Regions from separate parts of the Homo sapiens genome. Here all the other regions are linked to region 1. Evidence: chromatin loops called from intact Hi-C (ENCODE). Cell type or tissue: endothelial cell of umbilical vein. All regions are shown on one strand.

Evidence for each region. A loop is a pair of places that touch in the nucleus more often than their neighbours do. Peaks named below come from ENCODE experiments on the same cell type or tissue, not always from the same donor. Only the 100,000 strongest peaks of a DNase experiment are listed, where the experiment ranks them.
Region 2: it touches region 1 in a loop (2.3-fold over the local background); 3 of 110 quality-filtered maps call a loop at or near these places.
Region 3: it touches region 1 in a loop (3-fold over the local background); 23 of 110 quality-filtered maps call a loop at or near these places.

What each region holds. Positions count from the first base shown.
Region 1 is chr13:73,763,685-73,771,684 of GRCh38, forward strand. KLF12 (KLF transcription factor 12) reads right to left here. Exons shown (of 8, transcript NM_001400136.1): 6 at 1,254-1,316. Among named protein-coding and RNA genes, the nearest start is that of LINC00393, 110 kb to the left of the region's middle. RefSeq lists enhancers at 2,307-2,807, 3,801-4,436. In endothelial cell of umbilical vein, a CTCF peak has its summit at 4,239 (motif pointing left); DNase peaks (open chromatin) are centred at 2,187, 2,547 and 3,787; H3K27ac peaks cover 2,500 bases.
Region 2 is chr13:74,570,751-74,578,750 of GRCh38, forward strand. No RefSeq gene overlaps it. Among named protein-coding and RNA genes, the nearest start is that of LINC00347, 22 kb to the left of the region's middle. RefSeq lists an enhancer at 4,209-4,722. In endothelial cell of umbilical vein, CTCF peaks have their summits at 3,117 (motif pointing right) and 3,330; a DNase peak (open chromatin) is centred at 5,151; H3K4me3 peaks cover 670 bases; H3K27me3 peaks cover 195 bases.
Region 3 is chr13:73,825,223-73,833,222 of GRCh38, forward strand. The region is part of intron 4 of KLF12 (KLF transcription factor 12); the gene reads right to left. Among named protein-coding and RNA genes, the nearest start is that of LINC00393, 170 kb to the left of the region's middle. In endothelial cell of umbilical vein, no CTCF peak of the experiment used is centred here; a DNase peak (open chromatin) is centred at 3,599; H3K27ac peaks cover 848 bases.

The DNA.
Region 1 (8,000 bases):
GTACTCTACCCATTAGCTTGTGGCGTGTGATAAGTCAAGAACAGACCTGATTTGTCCCTTTCCTTTCACATAATGATCATCATATTATTACTCCCTTAGCTTTTCAGGCCGGACAGGGGATAACATGCTTTAGCAATGGTAAGAGACGAGGAAGGATGCCCCGGCTCTGAGGCAAGGTGTAAGCAAACGCCTCTGTGCCCCATTTCCCCCTCTGTGAAAAAGAAAAGCACAATATTTAACAACATCGCCAAGCTATTGTGAGAATTAATTAGATTTCGTGGGGGAAGGGAGGTGAGATGATTAGGCATGATTCAAATTCAAAGTGTCATTATTTTGTGTCTAAAAATAATCTTGATTTAGGAATAAAATTAATTTGGAAGCTCAATCTTTGGTGATCATCTTCCCATACTTAAAAAAAGGCATAGTTTTAATCAAAATCTCATTCTAACTATAATTCAATGAAGTAAAAATGGAATTTCCATTCATCTTTGAAGTAATACAGCCACAGTTCATTTTTTTCTTTTTAGTTTTTCTTTTTTTTCCTTAATAACACATTATGTGTTAAAAGGTTAACTTTGTGGAATGGAGTAATATAAACAAATACAGATATTGAGCCCACTTTTTTTGTTGTTTCGCATGAAATATTTGTGAAACACTTTAAATCGCTTCTCTAAAGAATCGATAAGCTATGTTTTCTGGTTGAAATAACTTTTCAGGTTGTTTCTGCAAAATTCCATCTATATTTTTGTTCAAGAACTCATCAGTTAAAGAAGATCTTAGTACTCCCCAAATTAAAAAAAAAAAAAATCCTGGATATTTAAGGCTATGGCAAGGAAAAAAAAAATCACTGAGTTCGTTGTAATCCCCAAAACTAATGTAACAGATTCATTAACTGTGGAAATCTTCATGAGGAGTTGAAGTTGGTATCTGAGAAATATCTGGGTCTATGTACCTTCGAAAAAAAGGAAAACATTCTTTAAAATAGGTAAGAGTTTATAATCTTGGGAACTTAGATCATATCTGTCAAAAAAAAAAGTTACACTCAGGGTTTTTGGTGAATGAAGAGTTTGGGCTGGAAAGGAACTCTATCAATATTTATTTCGAACTGTCCAGAGGAAAGGAAGACCGCATAGTCCAGTTAGCAGGTATGTACTCTGTATAGAGAAGTAGGACTAATTCTCTTAATTTTAACATAAGCCCTATTAAAGTTTCCCGTAAGACCTACAAATACTCATATTAGACTGTATACTCACCAAGGAAACTTTTGATTATTCATTCGATTGCCCCGGACCCTTGATACTGGGGACGGATGTACCCTGTAGACAGAGAAGAATAATCCAGTCATTGAAAAAGCATATTCCCAATTGCAAATTTAAAAAAATGGCATGTTTTATAAATAATTTCTTTTAGAATTGCTTAATACAAAATCCCCAGAACTTGAACCCCTCTTAGTAAATGATGCAATTAAATTCCTACGCCTGCAAATCTGTGGTCCTTTTTTCCTTCTTAACCACTCTCAAGACAACAGGTCTGTCATAATGTTCACTCTGAAGACTCCCAGAGGCAGGACTGATGCATTCATTCAGTCCAACAAAAGTGACTGAATACCTAACCCTTGCCAGGTACAAGGGTGGGTAAAAGTTATCTAAGGTATGGTGCCTGAGTTCAGTGAGCCCTCTTTGTACCTGTTCCCATGAGGGTGGGCACAAAGAGGTGTCTAAGTGCCCTCTCCTTCACTCTACCACATTTAAAACTCTAGGAAGCAAACAACGTTATTCAAATGTGCTGTGACAGAATCTGCAGGCACAGGGAAGGAAGGAAGGGTGAACAGGTACTCCTAGGAGGAGTACATTCTGGAAGTGATGTGCTACACTGGACTTTGAAGAAAGTAAAGTCAATTCAAAATTTTAGCCAGATAAAGGAGAAGTGAAGAATATATTGCTTTCCAAGCTTCCAGGATTGGACTTATCCACTGGAAACAGCTTAAAGCTTCCGGGAACTGCTGTTATCTTCTAATCAAAGCCTAGCTAGTAAACCTCCGCCTCTTTGTGGGTCACTAACCGGCAAAACAATACGCCCTACTTCCGGCTGCCAGCTTCCTGTTATGGTCTGTCTTTAGCCAGGATTTGTGAGATCCAAGCAGTCTTAGCTTGTATTACCTTCACCCTTTATGCTTCATACATTGCTCTTATTTACAAGAAAAAAAATGGGGATATAAAACTGGTCTTAAAGTCCAGTTAGAACCAAGGTTTGTAAGAAACCCAGTTCTCTGTAGTTGTTTAATAAGTGAAAATCATTCCAAAACAGATAATGCAGTTCCAGCCCCGCCTAAGGGCCAACTGCAGTCTTTCCCTAAACCCAGAGCCAGACTGCACTTTGCACTCGGAAGGCTTATTTCTTCCAACATCCCTTATTAACATTCTTTTCCTCACAGCGCTTCTCAATGGCTGCTGCAGCTGAGCTGCTCAGCACAGATTTTCTGCTCGGCATGGGGGAGGGGGTGTTAATTATGCAGAAAGATGGAGAGAGGCCAGACAGCCCCTCTGGTGAACTGTCTCATTCAAGCACGGCCCACTTCCTGCTGTTTTGCAGCTACAAGGATCACCTGTTGGTCTCGGCGTCCAGCCAAACTGGGGCCTAGTGGAAATGACAGACTCAGCTAGAAATGAAAGCCAGTTCATAATCCAGTATCCTAAATTGGACAAAGAGGGGGAAAACGCAATAATAGTACATAAAAATTATACGAAAGGCAGCAAGCGTAATTTTTTCCTCTTTTATTCTTTTACTTTTTTACTTTCTGTCTGCTTGAAATACAATCCTTAAAATGGATATTTGAGCCAAAAAAGTTCTCCCCAGTTAAAGCCCCCTGACCTAAGAGGAAGTGCAGGAAATTCTCCTGAACTTTCCCTATACCCTCACTGGGGTATCAGAATCCTAACTATTTAAATAAAGTTTAATCAGCCCCAAATACTCACAGTTCTTTAATTTGTTCTCTATCTTTTACACATTTACTTTTTATATTGTCCCCTCCTTAACCCTAGGAGTACAAAGAAACTATTTCATCATGAAAATTCCACTGGGTGAAGTTTAATGACAGAAGTATTCTCTTATTGATGCTGTTTATTGCATATATTAGTGAAGAAAAAGAGAGTCTGTTTAATCCATAATTACAACATTGTCTAGGTATTTGTATCTTTTAGGAAAATTTCACTGATCCATAGATCAAATACTGCAAATGGAGAATTTCTATAATGGTTTAGCAGTCTCAGGAAAAGAATTCCTTAGGAAAGTCTTTGGAAAAGAAGTCCTGATTGTGTATATGAACAAATAATTACAAGGTTTCCTAAATTAAAAAGGTAAATCAACAAAGCTTTATTTCTGTCCTCAAAGGGAATAAGTACACTGATAACTTGGCACATACTTCATCTGATAAAGTAGACCATAAGCCTTGCACTTCACCAACCCCCTATATATTATTTCTTCAAAAGGATATGGCATGTTTTTTTGAGCTCAGTCTTTAACCTGTGACACTTTTTGCCATCTTCTGCCTTCTTTCCACATATAGAAGCCAGGCAGGTAGCAACGTCAAAACCTCTGTAGGAGAAACCACCACCTAATCTGCATGTCATGCATTATTCATGACCTCCTGATTCTTGCACCTGCATCTAGGCAGGAAGCTTGCAGGGAATGTTCATTATTCTTCCCTTAGCCTCACACAGGCTCGATTACTGCTAAGCCACTTTGTTCTGTAACTAAGGGGTTCAGGCCTTAGTACTAACTGCTGGATGTGGAAAGAAAAAACACCACGCTGAACAAAAGGGCAATCTTGGTTGTTGTGTAACATGTATTGAATGTGCTCTTCTGAGACTGACAGTTTGTCAGGTAGAAATGCTCACATTTGGTGATTTACATTACATAGAAAACAGGGAAGCTATACCATTAGGGCCATGTGTACCAACTGTTCTATTTATATACACTTACTCATCTGGAGCAGAGAGCATGTTTATAATTTTACCCAGTGCAGAGCTTAATTTAGCTTTCTTGCTAAGCATATGAGAACTTTTTAGATGACTTAATACAAAAACGGCTCTTTCTTCTTTGGGTATAAGCACCAAAGAACCTGACTCTCAAAACCTTGCATCTTAATGACTGCCATTTATAGTTAATCAAGAGAATACCATCACTCTGGTTTTCAATGTTTTCATAAACCTACCTGAGTGGCACCCCCTGGTGACTGGAGGTGGGATGCAACATCTTGATTCCCAACACAAATCATCAGCACTCATGAATTGCTGGGGGAAGGATACTGGTCCCACTTTACTATCTGCACCACAGAAAAGCTGTGATAACTTAATGCAATCTTATCATCCCAAATGGAATTAGGATGAAGTGGTTAAGAGTGAAAATTGTGTGACCAGCCTGCCTGACTGAATCCCAGCTTCACCGTTTACCAACGGTGTCATCTTTGGGCAAGTTATTTAACCTCTCTGTGCCTCAGTTTCCTCATCAGGGCAAATGGAGGTAATAATGGGGCCTATTACCTAGGGCTGCGAGGTTTAAATCAGTTAACAGCTATAAAATCTTTAGAATGGTGCTCAGTACTTAGGAAGCAGTCAATACATGTTAGCTATTGTCACTAGCAGTGCTGATTAGACATGAAAGGATGGGAAGTCAGAGGATAGAGCTGGACTATCCAGGTAATTCCAGGGGATTAAGATTACAAATATGCTCTACAGAGCCTGCAGTCTTACCTACTGTGCTTATACAACTTTACTAAAGGCGAGAAAACAAACCAAGAAATAAACATGGGCAGAATAATACAAACCAAAAACTATGGCTTATAAGGTATGGCTTACTCTCAGGCAGCTCATTTTTTTCTGCTCTTTATTAGAAGACCTATCTTCTGTGTACTAAACTGCACAGTATTTAAGTTATGACCCATTCAAGAACAAGACAGTAATCACGGCAATGCAAATTTGCACCCATTTACAGAGCCCTTACTATTTGCTTGGTATCATGCTAAATAATTAAGACATATTATCTTAATTTATCCTCATGTCATTACTGTCCACATTTTATCTTTGAGAAAATAGGCTTAGAAGATTAGGTAACTTGCTGGGGTCACGTAGGTAGTAAAGAGAAAAGTCAGGATTTAAACACAGGTACGTCTGACCTGTCTGACCTGTCTTACATCATGGATGATATAAGATTATCATCTGATACTTATATATATTCCCTCCACCCAGCCCAGAGGATGTAATAAGATGAATTAGCACCAGGGTCTTAAATAGGAAATTTTCCATGTATTTAAGCCCAATTGAACATTTTATAATATAAGTAGATATAAAGTGGAAGTAATGGTTTTCTTGGACTAAATATGAAGCATGTGGGTACTTATAAGAAGCACAGTCATAATAATATACTTTATCTCTTTAATTGTTTATGAATGTTCCTTGTTATATTAGCATTGCTATTTAAATACATAATGTACAACACATGTAAATTTTAGAGGGCAGAAATTAATTCTAGCTATAGCCATGCTTCCTCACATTCCATTTTCTCTAGAATCCAATGTAGTTGGTATCCACACCGCTCTGATGAAACTGCCCTCATCACAGCCATCAATAGTCTCCATGTTTTCAAATCTAATGGTGAATTCTTAGTCCTCAACTTCTCAGCAGCAACTGACATAAATTATCACTCCATTCTTGAACAGCTTCTTTACTCAGCAGCCAAGACATTCTTCTGGCTTTCCTCCTTTCTTTCTCCTTTGCTTGAACCTCCTCCTCTCATTCTTTCAAACTCTAAATGTTGGCATGGGCTAGTTGTCACTGTCCTATAACCTTTCCTCTCCACTATTTAAACTCACTCTGTAGCTAAAAGAGGCTCCAACTGAGCTACCATCATGACCTTCCCATCCACATCATCACGACTCCCAAATGTCTACCTCCAGCCTTAGATCTTCTCTGAAAACCAGACCCAGGTTTCTTAATATCAACCTTTCTCTGAAAGAAACAAACAAAAAAAAAGATGTTCCTTCTGGTATCTTCTCAATTTCAAAAATGTTGGAATTATTCACTCAGTTGCTCAGGCCAAAAACCCTTAGAATAACATGTGAGTCCACTTGTGCTCACACCCCATAAATTAGAGAGGCTGTTTCATACTGAGAAGAATGAGAATAAATGATTATTCCACAGACCAATGAAATCTTTCTTGTAGGACATTACTCATCTAGCAAGACTAGATATTTTATACCAAGATTATAAGAAATTATTATGTACAAATACGTTCTTTTTCTAAAACCATTTAGGTTATATAATCATTAACCTATATTTTAATTAGGTTAATGATTAAATGATTATCTATACATTGTGCAAAGCATTAAACATAATACATACTTTAACAACTCAGTTTACTACATTTGCTGAAGAAAAGATTAACCTAAAATAACTCCACAATTACTAAATATCAGAATTTTCCTATGCAGAATTATATAAAAGATAATTTAAAAATAATTCTTGGTATTGCTTTCTTCTTACACTCGGTTGTACTGAATACAAGTTCTCCTGATGATTTAGGTTACTCTAGATGTTATTTTAATATAAACACACTACCCATGACCAAATAAAAATATGAGTGTGACCAGTGTTTAAATTCAGTGGGCCTATTTTATTCTCAGGTTTTCCTCAGGCCAGTGATTAAATGACTATTAGAAATGCCATATATTTTTAAAAGGTTCTCCATCTGCCTTTATACTAAAATTTCTCTCATGAAAAGCCATTTATGTTACTTTTAGAAAAGTGGGCTGAACTTAAATATTATATACAATTAATATGTGAACTTTTTTTTTTTTTTTGAGATGGAGTCTTCCTCTGTCACCCAGGCTGGAGTGCAGTGGTGCCATCTTGGCTCACTGAAACCTCTGCCTCCCTGGCTCAAGCAATTCTCCTGCCTCAGCCTCCTGAGTAGCTGGGATTACAGGCATGCGCCACCTGTAATGGCTAATTTTTGTATTTTTAGTAGAGATGGCGTTTCACCATGTTGGCCAGGATGGTCTCCAACTCCTGAACTCAAATGATCCTCCTGCCTCAGCCTCCCAAAGTGCTGGGATTACAGGCGTGAACCACCATGCCCAGCCAATATGTGAAATTTTTTTTAACTGCTTACTATAACTCTTATTCTAATGTCATAGACACTGAAAGAGAGAAGTTAAACTGTGCTAAAAATATTACATTTTGAAGGAAACATTAATTTCTGATATACACCAACAGAATGAGGAATTCTAAAAAGAGCATTTGGTGTGCAATTATAATGTATTAATTAATCCTGGCCCTATCTCCCACCATCCCCACTTGCTCTCTCTGGGGCAGTGACACTAGATGTTCTCCTCTCTCCCTGCTAAGGTGATTAGCTGATGCTCAACTGTAAGATGCCCTCCCTAACCTCCAGGTCTTGGTGAACTTGCTCTTAGTTCTCATGGCACGGGGTACTTAGCATGGGTTAACTCAAGATTATATTTGTTAGTATGTTTAGTTTATGTAACCTGTCTCTCCAACTAGACAGCATATTCCAGGGGACAAGGGAACTTTTCTCTTTTTGCTTACTGTCATATCTCCAGTACCTGGTACTAAAGTAGGCACTCAATAAATAGCTGTTGTATTATTGGCCTGATTTTCCTACTAAACTACAACTTCCAGGATGGATGCAATGACCATGTCTGTCTAATAAACTATTGCATCCTCAGAGCTTATCATAACACATTGTTCACATATAATAAACATGTAGCATAGATGCATAAACATTTGCTAAACAATGAGTATAGAAAAATATAAAAATGTTTTATGTTTAGAAATCTGAGCAATCTCAGTGAATTTACTGAAAACCTCCAGAGCACCTAAAGCATCAGTAATTGAACATTATTAATTCAATCCAACAAACTTCACTCAACAGTTACTATATGCGAGGTCTTGCATTGTAAGCAAAATAGGATCCCTGCCCTC
Region 2 (8,000 bases), 810 kb after region 1:
TACTTCTTACTCTTCCCTTTCCTTGATGTACCCTGTCTTCTTTTCTTAATCCACACTGTGTGTGTGTGCTCCATGTTTAAGAGCATGGGTCAGCCTAGTACTGTAACTACTAAGCATGTAATTATTTCCATGGATCATTCTACTGCATGAGGTGTGGTTAGATGGGACTGTAAGTTCTTACTACAACCATGTCAGACACTGGTGGACGAAGCCAAGGGGAGAAAGAAGAGCAAGGGTAGTAACTGTGTGCTTCGCCCAGCACATGCTGAGCAGGGCATGTGTGACTCAGGGGTTAAATCTCCCACCCAGAAACTGTGAGTTGCTCTGTCCTTGCATCAGCATGTCAGCATTTTATGTATTCAGAACTTAGAAATCTCTTTTTTTTTTGTTTGTTTTCTTTTGTTTTTGTTTTTTAACCCAGAAATATAAAAGGTACTTTTGAAACACTAATCATTCATTTTCCTCCTTATTTTAAGCAGTAAAAATACACTTAAAAACCATTTCATTAGTGAAAGGAAGTTTAGAAGAAGGGAACAGAAAGAACTAGATTCTTGTCCCCCTCACCCCTTTGGCCAGTTAGAGAACAGATTAGATACATACCAACATTATTTTAGTATTTAGGAAAATAGCCACATTGCATCTTCTAGGTAAATGTTGAGGTGGGCTCAAAATGGAGCTGTGCACAAAAGAGTCACATGTTGGGCAGAGTGTAAGCAATGATGCCCTGGTAGTAAAGTGACGGAGGACAAAGTCTGCTCATTACTTAATCTAAAATTGAAGCTCAATGTCTTGATCATTCACTTTTTGAGGTCAGGAGCCCTCTGAATTACCTTTATATAACAGCGTCTATCAGCCTATTACAACTTTATAAAAAGGGCAGCCAGGTGCAGTGGCTTATGCCTATAATCCTGGTGCTTTGGGAGGCCAAGGATAAGGATCACTTGAGACCAGGAGTTTGAGACCTGCCTAGGTAACCTAGTAAGACCTTGTCTCTACAAAAATTAAAAACTTTTAAAAATTAGGCTCCTGTGTGCCTGTAGTCCCAGCTACTTAGGAGGCAGGGGCGGGAGGAACAATTCTCCTTGTCAAAAATAAGCAGTCCTCTTCCCAACCACACCCTACCTTCATCTGGAGGTTTTCAAGGCCTCTAGTATTAAAAGCTATGTAATGCAGCCCTACCTGGCATTCTCTGCAGAAAATTTAAGAGAAGCAGAAAGATGCAGGCTGTGATGAATCACCTCACCCTAACTTTCAGCTCAGCGAAACCAGGTTTCTCTTGCCCCAGGCAAGATGGTCTCCCTTCATCAGTACACTTCAGACTGAGGAACTACTGAGAATACGGGGAGGTGCATTGAATAACAGCAGGAAAATACTGAATGCGTAATTATGGAAAGGTTAAGTGAACCTCCCTGTCTTTCTCTCTCTTTTTTTTGTTCTTCCCACCCTCAATGCTATAAAAGGTTGCATTTGGACCTAAAAAGTGCTCCCACGCCTTCAAACACAGTATGCTAAAGAGGCATTTGTTTCATCCACGAAGAACCCGGGCTCCGTGGAAAGGTTGCTCCCGTGACCACTCAACCTCTATTTGAACAGAATCTTCAATGGCCAGAAACTCAGAAGTACCTAGAGTAATTGGGGCTGCAAGGAAAACGATGATGAAACAAAATGCATTCAAAGCTCTCAGCTGCCTTTCGAAGAAGATGAACGTAGTTTTAAATGGAGGCTTTCTTATTTCCTTGCTAGTGTGGGTCAGCAAGGGATTACGCCAGCAAGATCCTTAAAGTCACTGGAGGTGCTTTTGGGAAAGAAAAGACGTCTGCTCACCCCCACTCCTTAGGGGATTTAGTTTAAGCCTTAGAAGGCATTTGTTTCTCTTGCTTCAAATATCGTTGTCTTCATTTTTTAAAAATCCTTTGAAAACGATGGTCTTGATTTGGCTTGTTTGAGAATGTTCTTTTTCCATTTACTTTGCTACTTAAGGGATTGGGAGAGGCAGCTGTTCTGATGAGCATTAGAAGAAAACCTTTTCCCCAAATAGAAGAAACCAAGAAAGAAAAATAGTTAGGACTTCTTGACATTCTATGTTGTGATTGTTACATGTTTGCAACTCGAAGAGGGACCTGCCCTATAAATATTTGTAGCTTATTTATACCCAGAATATACCGCCAAACTGTATAAAAGAGGTAATAACATGTAGGGAATGAGGTGACCGGTAATATTTGCTCCACTGATTGGCGTTTAGAAAGAAAGCAGGATTAAAAGCAGGAGGAGACAGAAGTTCAGGCCTGAAGCAATGCATTTTTATCAGTGACGGATATCAAATTTTACCTTTGGGCTGGGATTTGCACCTTACTAAATCCATATAAACCTTCTCTCAGAAGCCCGAACTCAGTTTGTATTTCAACTCCACAGCTGGATGGATGGCAAGGAAACAGATAATATTCTGTCTGTAAATTTACTGTTTTTCACTCGGGAGGTGGAAAAAATTTTGTTTTTTTCCAAGAGAGGGATAATAATTCCTGGGGACCTGAAATACAGACTTTATTGCAGTCTGATAAATGTTCTTCACTTTTCTGGTCTGGAACCGCAAGATCCCATTTGCCTTTTTACGTATGTTTTAAAAATCACACACTTGTCTTCAGGAGAGTTAAAAGTTATGTGTATTGGGTACGTACTGTACCACTTCGCATGTTGTACACATCATACATCTCACATTGAATCTTCTCAACAATCCTGATATTTATTATATTTTATAGATTTTATAAATGAGAACATTTAGAGTCAGAGAAGTTAATTAGCTTATCTCTGCTAGAATGCAGAGGCTAGAAAGCAATCGTAAGTTGGTCTGATGGCCTGATTCACGCTCATCTTCCCAAACACAGAGTTCAAAGTCAACCATGAAGTATGATTTGAGAATCTCCAAGTTTTTCTCTTCTGGAATACCTGCGCTGTGCTTTCTTCTTAATAGTGTTCCCAGGCAGGCCCAAGCTGCTCTGTCAAGGGACCAGAAACTTCTCTCAGCTCTATCTTTCCCTCTGCGTTTAGATGAGACCTGCTTTCTTCTCCCGCTGGTGATGATCTGGGCTTCTGTGGGTGACCAACTCCAGGGGGCGCCGCGCACACAGCCTAAGGCAGCCTTGGTGGGGACAGTAAATCCTCCTTAGGCTTTTCTTTTAAATGGTTCCAATTTGTTGTTGTGATTGTGTCTTACCGATGTCATATTTGAAGCCACTTTGTCACATGGCCTTTTGCCTCCTCTTCAGGGTTATCAGTAATCTAATACTGTAATTCACCTCTTGGAAGGGAATGTAATGTGTATCAGGAGCTCCTGTTATAAAAAGGAAAATTCACCAATGGGGCAATGTGGTGGAGGAAGGAGGTTGTCTTTCACAGCTGGAAGAATTTTTTGTTTTTTCTGACTCTTTTCAGTATTTTTCTGTCTCCCTAGTGACATTGGCCAAGTCACTCATGCCCTTGCAAGCTTTTTCCCCCTATATTTGTTCTGCCTATTCCCAGGCTTGTTTTGAGAACTAAACAAGATAATAGGTGCGTACAGATTCTGAAAACTAAAAGACACTCAAAAAACTCTTATATTTGGTGTTCATATTTATATTTCAGAAGCATAGCTCTGATCATATCATTTTTCCGCTTTCAGACCTTAAGGATTCCTATTACCTGCAAAATACATGTAATGTTTGAACCTCATATCTGGTAGCCTGCTTCCTCTGGTCCCCTTATTTCCGATTGCTTCCTTTTATTCATCTGCTGTTCCACTCACTCCAAGCTATTGAGTGATCCTTCTACTTATCCTGAGATTTCCTACCTCAGTGCCTTTGTTCATGCTGTTTTCTTCCTCAAAAGCAGCACTATTCAGTAGAATTTTCTGTAATGATAAAACTGATATGCACTCTCCAATATAGTAGCCACTAGCCACACATGGCTATCAAGTACTTGAGTATTGGCTAGTGTGACTGAAGAGGTGAATTTTTCATTCCATTTTAACCAATTTAAATTTAAATGTCCACATGGATAGTGGCTACCATGTTGCACACCACCACAGGCCTAGAATATTGTTCTTCGCTATCATTTTATGTTCAAATAATACCCATTTATCATTATCCAGTACATAGGTCAGGTTATCCTAAAAGCCTCCATTTGTGCCCTTCCTTGGACATCTTTCTCATCATCTTCTCTTTAACTCTATCTTGGCATTGGTTTTGTAAGTTGCATTTTGGATTTGCTTATATCTCATCTTCCCTATTAGGTGATAGATTCCTTCTGGTGGAATTTGATCTAGTTTAGCATTCCTACAACGTTGACACACACAAAACATTTGGGGAGAGACAGACTATCATTGCCTGTCCCAAGTGACAGTCACTCCATCACTCATTTACTCAATCAGCCCTGCCACTTGTCTCCACTGGGTGCTGTCAGGCCCATGTGAAATCAGAGAGTTCAGACAATTAACCAAGGAGTTGCTGGGACACCGGATCTTCAGCCCACTGACACATCCTTTTGTTTTCCTAATGGTAGGTTGTTTGTACTTAAAATGAGCCTACACTCTGTGAGCTCCTTGTAACAAATATTTCTGAAGACTAGTCCCCTGTTTTCTAGGCACAGGGGATGGAGAGAAACAGAAAACCACTCGGCTTTGGAAGAGCTCCCAGCATCTCAAAGAGAGGGAGAAGAGAGGCAACTCGGAACCTCACCTGCAAAACAAGGGTGGGTGGTATAACCCGCCCTGTCCCTCTGCCTCCCTAAACAAGAAAATCTCTTCCGGTCCTTTGAGGCGAGCCACTCTCTCCAGGAGCTTCGGTCTGGAGCCACATCAACCTAGGAGGAAGGGAAGATGACAAGCCCAGCGTGTAAATGTCCTTTCTTCCTAGCAACAACATTTGAAAGCATAGACCTTAGTCAGATGGGACACATTTGGCAAATGTTCAGGCGTGCAGCATTTCAATTGATGAAATTTCTTTGTGGAACCCTGTTCCCAAGGGCAGGGAAAATTGGAGAGTGAACAATTAGATGCTGGCGCGGCCCGGAGAGGCTCGCGGATGCCTGGCCGCGCGCCTCCGCGGGACGTCAGCGCCCGCGGCACGATCTGCTGCTGTCACTATCAGTATCCGGCAGGAGCCCGCCCGCCCCGGCCCGGCCCCAGGCCGTGGAGGAGGGGGGAGGGTGCGGCGCAGGAAGCTGAAGATAAGTCTCCAAATCGGGCTAAGCTGGGAGTGGGGACAGCGAGGGGGAGGGCCGGGAAGCAATGAAGTCAGAGGCACAGCAGCGACTGCAGCTGAATCAATTTGGAGATAAAAATAGTGCCTTGCCGCCCCTGCCTCTGCAGTGATTTCATAAAGGTCTCAGCTGCGTTGGAGAGAAAGCCAGCATGTGTGTCCCTACCCCCTTTTCCAAACTGGTGAGATGAGCAAAACAGCAGCGACAAGGAGAGCCCAAATGCTCTTCTTCATCTTCTCCCTCTGTCTCTTTGTTTTCCTATCTCCCACTCTCTCTCCCAAAGACCCCAGAAGCGCCCCTTGCTTCACCTGTTCCTCTTAATGGGATAATTAAAGATTAGGACAAAGAGATGAGACCTTCACAAGCTGAAAGAGATAGAGATTCTAGACAGTCATAATGAATCCAGATGGCACTTTCCCCTGACTTTCAACCCCTGAGACGTCAACTAGATGACTGACCACTCCAAAGCCTGAAGGTTAAACACCCTGCAAGAATGGGTCCCAATAAGTCAGACCAACCTCCTATTTCCATATGGGAACATCTCTTCCTGAACCTTAAGAGAAAACAAAACCTGGGATGGCCAATTAGTGTGACTGTCCCAGGAGACACAGATTTAGGGCTCAGTTTCTGTGACGGATGCGAGAAACCTCGAATTGGATCTGAAAAGGACATGAAGTGAATAGAGCTTTGGCACTTCACAGAGTGATTATCCCTGCAGTGCAAGGAGGTAACCTTTCTGCTGCTACATCCTGACATTTGCATGGAGGCAAATGCATCACTGGTAATTGCACCTGAGTGTCAAAGCCACTTGATGTGTGTGTTCCGACCAAGGTATGAATGAGAACTTTAGCGCTAGGGAATGGGAGGCAAAGAAAAAGTGCAGACAAATTATGGGAGAAGAGATAATGGAATTGGCCATTAAAAATTAACAGCTTGGATTGATGTTTCTTTCACACTCCTGCAAAAGGAATAGGTTCAGATTAAATAATACACTGCTTGTGAAAGTGCCTAAACTAGTGTCTCTCTCTAAAAAATGCTACTTAGTAAATACTGTCCTAGATGCTTTCAAAATGAATATGCTTATACTCGCTCAAGAGGAAACATAAAACTAGGACTATTTCATTGAAGCCAAGAAAATCAGTTTTGTAGTGTATAGGCAAAATGTTCAAAATAGAACCCATACATCTTCTGACTTTAGCCATAGACCTTCAATTCAGTAGGTATTAAATACAGGACGTGGAAGCATAATAAAAACATATGACCCAAAGGTCTCTTAAACTGTGGGGCCCAAAGTGAACATCTTGTTGTTGGTTTCACATACAACTCTGAAATAATTTCGTTCTCTCAAAGGAAGAAATAGTTCCTGTTAGAGAATGAAAATAATGTTGCCAAACTCTCCAATTTGGCAAATATAGCAAACTATTATCAGCCACATTAGGGATCTGGCTTTCTCATGGGGACCTATTGTTTACAGAAATATCTCAGCTGAGAAATAAGCAAACATTCCCCCTGAACTACTGTGATACAATTCATATGGCCTTTCAAGGATATTTACAACCACTGAGAGGAAATCCATGGAAAATTTAGAATCACTACAAAGGTCCCTTTTGGTGCTTCTGAAAATTTTGATGCCTTTTTGAATATCCTGATGACTATTTTCCCACTGATGAACAAAGACATCTGAAGCAAAGCCAGTTTATGCTGTGCTGGGTTCCTACTACAAATTAGTGAAAACAGAGCATGCTTAGGATGAACGGTGTGTACTTGATAAAAATACATTACGATTTTAAATACAACTGAACTGTGTTTATTTTCTTATAAAAGCATATTTTTAAATCTGAAATACTTTTTGTAATTCAATCAAACAATCTTAATCTTGTGAGTATTTGAAACACCACTGACAATTTTACAGACCATCTTAGGAACACACTGGGATTTCCTGCTTCTGGTTGGATTAGGAGAGGGCCAAAGCTACTTGACTTGCAAAGTGCTGGTCTGTGTCTAACTATGGTAGAGAAGGCTGTGATGTGTCAAAGGATTCAATAAGAGTAGCAAAGTTGTGTTGGTCCTTGTTAAAATTTAGTCCAGTTCTAAGCTTGGGAAATAAAATGCAAGATTTTTTTTTTTTAATAGTTCCTATCATTAGCCAGGACCTTCACCATACTGGCTATGTAATGATAAAAATGCCCAGTTTACCTGGCAGAGGTTAGGAGTGAAAAGAGCTACAGACAACAGTGAAGGACAGAAGTACACCAGACATCTGTTTCCAGCACTATGGCAGGAGGGGATAAAGTGGACTGCCCTACCTCCTGTAATCTCTAACATGTAGATATGTTGTATAATATTCTATCTATCTATCTATCTATCTATCTATCTATCTATCTATCTATCTATCTATGAAAGGAATAATGGGAATCTTCAGATGCAAAGAGGAAACTCAAAGCTTGAGAAGTCTGCATACGAGCCTACACTGGGGCAGCTTTGGGGTGATGTAAGTTTCAGTCACAAGCCCAATGCCGAGGCCTGAAATTTCATTGCCCATGCAGGGTCAAAGGCATGACAAGGAACTTGTGCAAGGAAAGGGGGTAGAAATGATGTTCTTGCATAAGGCCAGGACTTAGGAAGGGTTGCCTACTCCATGAAAGGAGGATTAGAGAAATCCTTCCCTCTGGACCAAGGAAGACATGTGGAGTGTGTGAGATGTTGAAACAACACTGCTCATTACAAGTGTCCAAAGCCAGCCTGTACATTACTCACAACCTATGTGG
Region 3 (8,000 bases), 62 kb after region 1:
GGTATGACTTCCTTGGGCTTCAGGTATGGCCACTGCATTGGAGTTTGTTTGGTCAGACCACTTCCTGAGCCCAGGAACTCAAGGCTCTGGCTTGTTTAGGGAGGTGGCAGTGGCAGTATCTCCGGAAATGACTCTTGAAGAACAAGATCAAAGTTAAAATTCTGTCTCGAGACAGTCCAGGTGCAGCAAGTGAGAACACTGCTATAGTATACACTATAACACCAAGAGAGCATAGGAGGTACACACTAGTCTTCTCTGCTTTCCCAACTTTAAACTGGGCTTACACTAACTTCTTTAGAAAGCCCATTTTGGTTTTGTGAAAAGAGACATTTTCTAAAGAAGATAAGAGCTATGACAGAGGATGAGGTCTTGGCCTTTGCCAGGCAAATTTCTGATAAATTGCATGGTGCTTGAGGTTGCTGTGTGTAGTTGTTTAATAAATAGAAAGGTTGGATACTGTCTTTTGTAATATAAGGAAAACAGATTTTCTACTGAAAAAAAACAGAGAAATTCATACCGCTCTAATAATATGTATTCTAAACATCATCTGGCCTTGATTTCCTTGACCAAAGATGCCAGGTTACCTCCACTCTAAGCACCTGCTGTCCCTGAGGCTAGCTGAGATCTGAGATCCAGGGTGTCTCATTACACCCCAACCAAACCCATCTGCTAATAAGAGAGTAGCTAAGCTTTCTACATGCCTGCCACATTTAAGCTATCAAATAAGATGTCAGGGGCAAATCAATCATTCAACATTTTTTTTTTTTTGAGATGGAGTCTCGCTCTGTTGCCCAGGCTGGAGTGCATTGGGACGATCTCGGCTCACTGCAAGCTCCGCCTCCTGGGTTCACGCTATTCTCCTGCCTCATCCTCCCGAGTAGCTGGGACTACAGGCGCCCGCCACCACGCCTGGCTAATTTTTTTGTATCTTTAGTAGAGACGGGGTTTCACCGTGTTAGTCAGGATTGTCTCTATCTCCTGACCTCGTGATCTGCCCGCCTCGGCCTCCCAAAGTGCTGGGATTACAGTCATGAGCCACCACGCCTGGCCCTTCAGCATTTTTATTTATCTCATTTCTGAAAGGAGAACTCCCTAAATCTTGAAAATCATTTCTTCCCACTGTTTCTCACATCCAACTATTCTTCATATAAAAGAAAATATAAACAACCATTTAACATAGGGTCTAGTACTTGCTCCCTCATTAACTCGCTTATAAACTTGTTACTTACAGATTTTCTTTCATGTCAAGTCATTTCTTAGTTAAGAAATTCCAGGCTTACATAAAATGGCTATTTATTTTCCCAAAAGATTCAAAATATCTAAACATTTCGTGGTATTTCTTTTAGATCATTAAGTTAAATATCACAGAAAGAGCTGAAAGCTCCTTTGTATTTTTTTAATTCCTATTTTGTTTCCTTCTTCCACAGTATTCTGGTGTATATCCTTCCCATTCATATTTTTGGCCCTTAACTACATATATGTCCATGAACAATACCTACAGTTTTGCTCTTTTTAAAATGGCATATAACAATATCATATCTACACACACACACACACACACACATATATATTTTTTTGAGACAGGGTCTCACTCTGTCACCCAAGCTGCAGTGCAGTGGCATGATCTCGGCTCACTGTAGACTTGATCTCCCAGGCTTAAGTGATCCTCCCATCTCAGCCTCCAGAATAGCTGGGACTACAGGTGTGGGCCATCATGCCTGGTTAACTTTTGTATTTTTTGTACAGATGGGTTTCACCACATTGCCCAGACTGATCTTGAACTCCTGGGCTTAAGTGATCTGCCCACCTTGGCCTCCCAAAGCACAAGGATTACAGGCATGAGCCTCCGCAACTGGCCAACAATATGATATTTCTATTTGATTTTTTCATTTAACATTGTATTTTTGAGATTTATTCATACTCTTTCATTTAATAGTAAAAGATACCATTTTCTAAATGGAGCAGTATTAGTTATCTATCCTTTTCGTGATGAAAAATTAATTTGTTAAAAATATTCACTATTACAAATGCTGCTGTAACTTTCTTCATAGTATACATCTGAGAATTACGGGGTGCCCATATCAATTTTACCAAATATTGCCAAATTGATCTCCAAAGTTGTTGAATCAATTTACACTCACATTAGTATGTGAATACCCACGTTTCCCCATACTGTTGTAAGACTTAATATTTCCAGATATTAAAATTTTTCTGAAGTCTAAAATTATTCCATGTTGTCAATTCTCCTCCCAAATACAAGATTGAGCATGCTGTAACTATCCAAAGAACACTCCCACCTTCCCCATTTATCATTTGGTCCAGAATTTTTTATTTCTATTTTTATTTATTTTTTATTTTGAGACAGAGTCTCTGTCACCCAGGCTGTATGTAGTGCAATGGCGCAATCTTGGCTCACTGCCACCCCTGCCTCCCAGGTTCAAGTGATTCTCCTGCCTCAGCCTCCCAGGGAGCTGGGATTACAGGCACCCATCACCATGCTCGGCTAATTTTTGTATTTTCATTAGAGACAGGGTTCCACCATGCTGGCCAGGCTGGTCTCAAATTCCTGACCTAAAGTGATCCGCCTGCCTCAGCATCCCAAAGTGCTGGGATTACAAGTGTGAGCCACTGTGTCCGGGCCCATCCAGAATTTTGGTGCATGTTTTACTATCAAGAGTTAATTAAAAGTTATCTTCATGCATATATTTATCTACATTTTTCAAACCAGTTCTAAGCTCTCCTTTCCTTTTGGGTTTTTCTGTTTGCAAAGGTATATTCTTTATGAGTCTTATCAGCATAAGACTCATATGTGTGGGCACTAAGCTCTCAGTCAATGTATGTCTGAATTTTGTTTTTTTTTAATTTCACTCTTAATGGAATTTTATTTCAGCCCAGTACAGAATTTCAGGATCTTTCAGCCCTTTGAGGAGCCTATTGCATTGCTTTCTGGCATCTGTTGGTGCCCAAAGTCTTTTCATTCTTAAATTCCTTTGCAGACAAGCTTTTAAGATTTTGTTTAGGGAACTCATGCTTGACAATTTCACTGTACTATATCTAGATGTGAGTTGATTTTTACTGAGTTTGTCTAAAATCTAAGATTCATAATCTCCCTTAATTTTTCCAAATTCCAAGACATCTCTCTGAAAGTTGCGTTCTATCTATTCTGATAAATGTCATTTTAGATATACGTCTTTTAGATATAATGTCTCTTAACTTTTCTTTCATGTTTTTGTCAGCTTTTCTACTTGTGCCAGAACAAGAACCTGGGCATTATCCTAGATTTATCTTTTCCTTTATCCTTGACATCCAACTGGCCAACAAATTCTATCACATTTCCATTCACACCACCCTGCTCAGGCTCTCAGGAATTCTCACGTGGCTTCCTGAAATAGTCTCCCTCCCTGTATTTTCAATACATTCAACCCTTCATGCCCAAAACTTTAATGTTACCATGTTAAATCCCATCTACTTCCAAGTTTCCTATGCTTCCCTGTAGAGTTCAGTAAATAAATCGTTAGCTTGGCACAGAAGGTCTGTGATAACTACATACATGAATACTGCCCTTAAGCTTCATTTCCGCTTCTTTTAAGTACTTTTCATTTGAACAATACCAACTTATCTACTTGTCGAATCTATCTACCAGGATACAGTATGCCCTTTTGTATTTCCAAGAGTGCATTTTTTAAAAACTGCCCTTCCTTTCCTCCATTGTTACACAGAGAATGTAACTAATACTTTCTTCTGAGAAACAGCCTTCTCCTGAAGTGATAGCCACACCTCACCGCCACCCAACACCACCACCGAGTATACTGCCCCTCTTCCTTTGCAATCCACCTCTGTGAGCCTGGGTTCACTGGATTACAGAGCTTGTCTCACTGTGGCTTTTTTGTCTGCTTTATCCATTTGACTGTGAGTGTATTGTGGGTACTGTACGTTGTGCATGTGGTTAAATCATGAATGTGTATTAATCACATGAATAAGTGAATAGAAAGAAATACACTGCACAATTCCCGGGTAAAGCAAAAGGCTGAAAAATTGGAGATTAAAATTTAAAAAAGAAATCTTAATTTTTGAATCTGGCAGGCCAAATTTTATTTAGTTTTGACAGATGAGTCAGAGAGCAACAAACAAAATAAATCAGTACTGTAATCAACATATCTGTTTAAATAATAAGGATATTTTTCTCAGATGTTACAAGATAGAGGATAAAATTCAAGAGTTTTATAACAAGTCAACTAGTTTCATTTGGTTTATAAAGTTCTAGGTGGTATCATTTTTTAATAAAAATATATACATGTCCACATATATCTGTCTCTGTATATGTGCATTTACATTTATACATAGATGCATAAATAAGGTCTAGTACCAAGTTCTTCTCTGAGCATATTCTAATATGCCCGGGTATCAGATGGACACTGCATTCTGAAACTTACAAATATGCAAGGCCTCTGCAAATTCTGACTGCCTGAACAATAACAACTGACTGAATAGTAATAATATGGCTGAGCTCCCCAGTATCTTTTCTGGAATAAGGTATGGAATGAATAAATAATGCTAAAAAAGTCTGTGGTGGCTTACTCTTGCTATTAAGGATGATTGCATTCTCAACGTTCTTCATAATTATAAATATAGAACACAATACTGAAAAATAGTTATAAACCATTCAGTGGCTTATTTAGACTTGTAAATGGACAAAACTGTAATCCTCTGTTTATATCAGATCACACAAAATTATATAGTTAAAACTAGTGTAAATTATGATTGAAAGGAGGTTTAAGTATGAAGGACTTATCATGGTGACTATTAAAGTAATCACAATTGGCCAAGACAGGCAAGAAATGTGCTTGTTAATAGTTGCATTAGTTGCAAGGTGGATAATGAGATAATAAAACACATAATTGGAGGTTATACTATCTTGATTACTGTAGATTATACCAATGGGCACAATAATGCCACTAAGCAGTGCATCACCAGTGAGCACTCATTTGTTAGATGATAAATGGGTAATGATCTACTATAACCATAACTTCCAGAACGTGACAGAAAATACTTCCTATGACATATCATGATACCAACACATTTTGGACAGCAGGCAAGATCTTTCACTCTTTGATAAACTTAATAAATAATAGAGAACTACAAAAACAGAAAAGATACTATATGGCTCTGAAAAGACACTGAAACAAAAACTGGAAAATGCCAGATTTTACTATGAAGCTATTCTCCATAACCAAACACACACTTTATTGAATTCATTTTCCAATTTTGAAGAAGGCATTTCTGAACATCTGCTATATAAGCTTGGATAATTCTAAAACTGTAATGTTATAATGATTATTAGCTATTGGCTAGTGCTCAGAATTTTATTGAACTCATTAATCTAAGAAAAATAAATATAATTATAACAGTAATAATAAATGTTGGCCGTGTCTTTATTTTTGTAGTTTCCCCTTGTGTCTTCCAGAAAATTACTACTACCACAACGAGGCAAGATAGAACAGGCGTGTCTGTGTTGTATATGTCTTTCTAACCAATTCCCTGCTCAAAAGAGCTCTAGGCAGGGGCCAGATATGTCTAAAAATGACATGGATGTCGATCTCTGAAACGCAGTGAACCACACTTTGACTAAATTTCCCTGCACCTAGAAATGTTAACCTACAGCTTAAGGCTGTTGTTTTTCAGGCTGCAGGATGCTAAAGAAATGAAAATACATGATACAGTACTATAATATCAATATTTAGCAACATGGAATTACCTCACGCAATTCATACACACACACACACACACACACACACACACACACGCATACTTATTTTACATACAGAATAGATTTCATATATAATAAATTTTAATCCTTGTCAAAAAACTGAATGATTTAAAAACATAATGCCACCTAATTTGAGGAATTATGGAATTGGATATTTAAAACTGACACATTCTCTAGATAATTAAGGCATACTTTTTAAAGCATCAAGCCTAAGTACAGCAAAATGGCTATGGAGTATTTAGAAATTCTGACTTAATTCAAGGCTCTACCACTCTTAAGCTGTGCCCTTATAAGTGGTACAGAAAGTGATATGAGTCTTAGTTTTCTCATTGCAAAACACTGACAATAATATCTACATGTTGGTTATTGTCAGGCTTAAAGATAACATATGTAAAGCAGAAAGAACATATAAGCACTCTATAAAGGTTATTTAATATTATTTAAATGATTTTTAATAAATATATTTACAAGATTTATTACATACTTTGCTACCTTTTTCAAATGGACTGATGATAATTTAACCTTTCTTTCATTACTAATGGTCATTATTTCAAAAGCAATTATTACGCTGTAATAAAGTATTCTCTCCAAGGACTAAAGCGCCGTGTTAGCCTGTTTGCTCCCATCCAGAAAGACCTTGCTGCAATTATTCAAGTTCTTGTTTTAATAATAATTTTGACGTTTTCTTTGCTGGCTGCCACTTTTTTACCCTCAGTGCCCCTACAGATAAAGGGAGTTTCCTAATTTGGGAAGGGAATTGGCAGATGAGAATCTCAGGAGGTATTCAGCATCTATAAACTGGTAAAGCAAAATCAGTAGATCTATTTTCTTTCAGTAACAAAATCTACAGAAAGAGAAGTGCTACAAAATTTTGTGACTATTGGGCATCCATAAAAATCTACTGAGAAGACATTTTGGGGAACCCAAGTTATAAAAATAACGATTGAGAAATATTCCTATCACTTATTTTTCTTTGCATTTTTATTTGCTATTCTCTACTTACGTGGTTAGAAAATTATATTCACAAAGAACATAACAAATATATCCAAGCCAAGAGTTAAAATGCTTTGAAAGACGGAGGATCTTGAGTCCTTTCCTATAAGTAACATAGAGTACATGTAATGTAGACAACATATTTTGTATCATATGCAGTGTCTGTGTGGGAGGTGACCTCATGGGCTACTTTCCAGTACAAGCACAGTATTCCTCATTCTTTGTGTGCCCTCCATTCTCTACTCTCATTATTTACTCTTTTCCTGGTCTGAAACACTCCTACCTACTTTGAGTACCAAAGCTTTACGCTTCTCCAACTTTCGCCTCAAATGCCACCTACTCTCCCCTTCTTATAATGTAAGACTTCCTCCAGAGTCTAGTTCATGTTCTCTGGAGATTTACAACCTAGGCCTCTAGAAGGTTTCCTCTGTTTAAAAGGTCTCTGTGTTTACAGAGGACTGATTCACAGCATTCACGTCTGACAAAGGCCACACCGGAGATGATTAGGGGGAGCCCTTGGATTTAGCACAGAAGAGACAAAAAAGCAATCAAGAAATTGAAAATGCCTTCTAAACACAGAACACTGGAAACAATTCAGACAAAGCTATTTTAGATTCGTGCTGCGGTTTACTTAATACGTTTTTAAGATCAGAGAACTGAGGAGGAAAACCAAATCTTTGTTTTATGGATGCAACAAATGGGCCCACCATGCTAAATACATCATTTATTCTTTCTCACAGAGAGATATTTAACTCTGTGGTACAAATAAAAGTAGCAAAGTAGCATTTCCCTTCTACTTAAGGTTTGTTAAAGGAAATTTATGCTTTTAAAATGCTCTACAAACACCAAAAACTGATTGTACCATTATCAGCTTTTAAATCAAAACAGCTTGCTATCTGCTAAGGACAGGAAAAATGGTCGATTTATTTCATAAAACTTTATGTACAAAGAGACACTGCCTATGAACTTAATGGAGAGAATATAGAGTCTGGAGAGGTAATTTTTATTACAATTTATAGTGGGATTACTCATACTCCACAGTTTTCAGATTTTATGGCATCATGATGCTGATGCAGTTAACTGCAGTGGGGTAGGAGGCATAATTTGTTTCGCCCTGAGTGGGAAATGAAATTGGCGTTACTATTATATAAGAAACTTAGCAGATTCTATTAATTGCCTGGATCCAATCAAAGCTATTAGTTATCCTAGTTTCACAGGTAAAATATTTTACCTGAGAGTA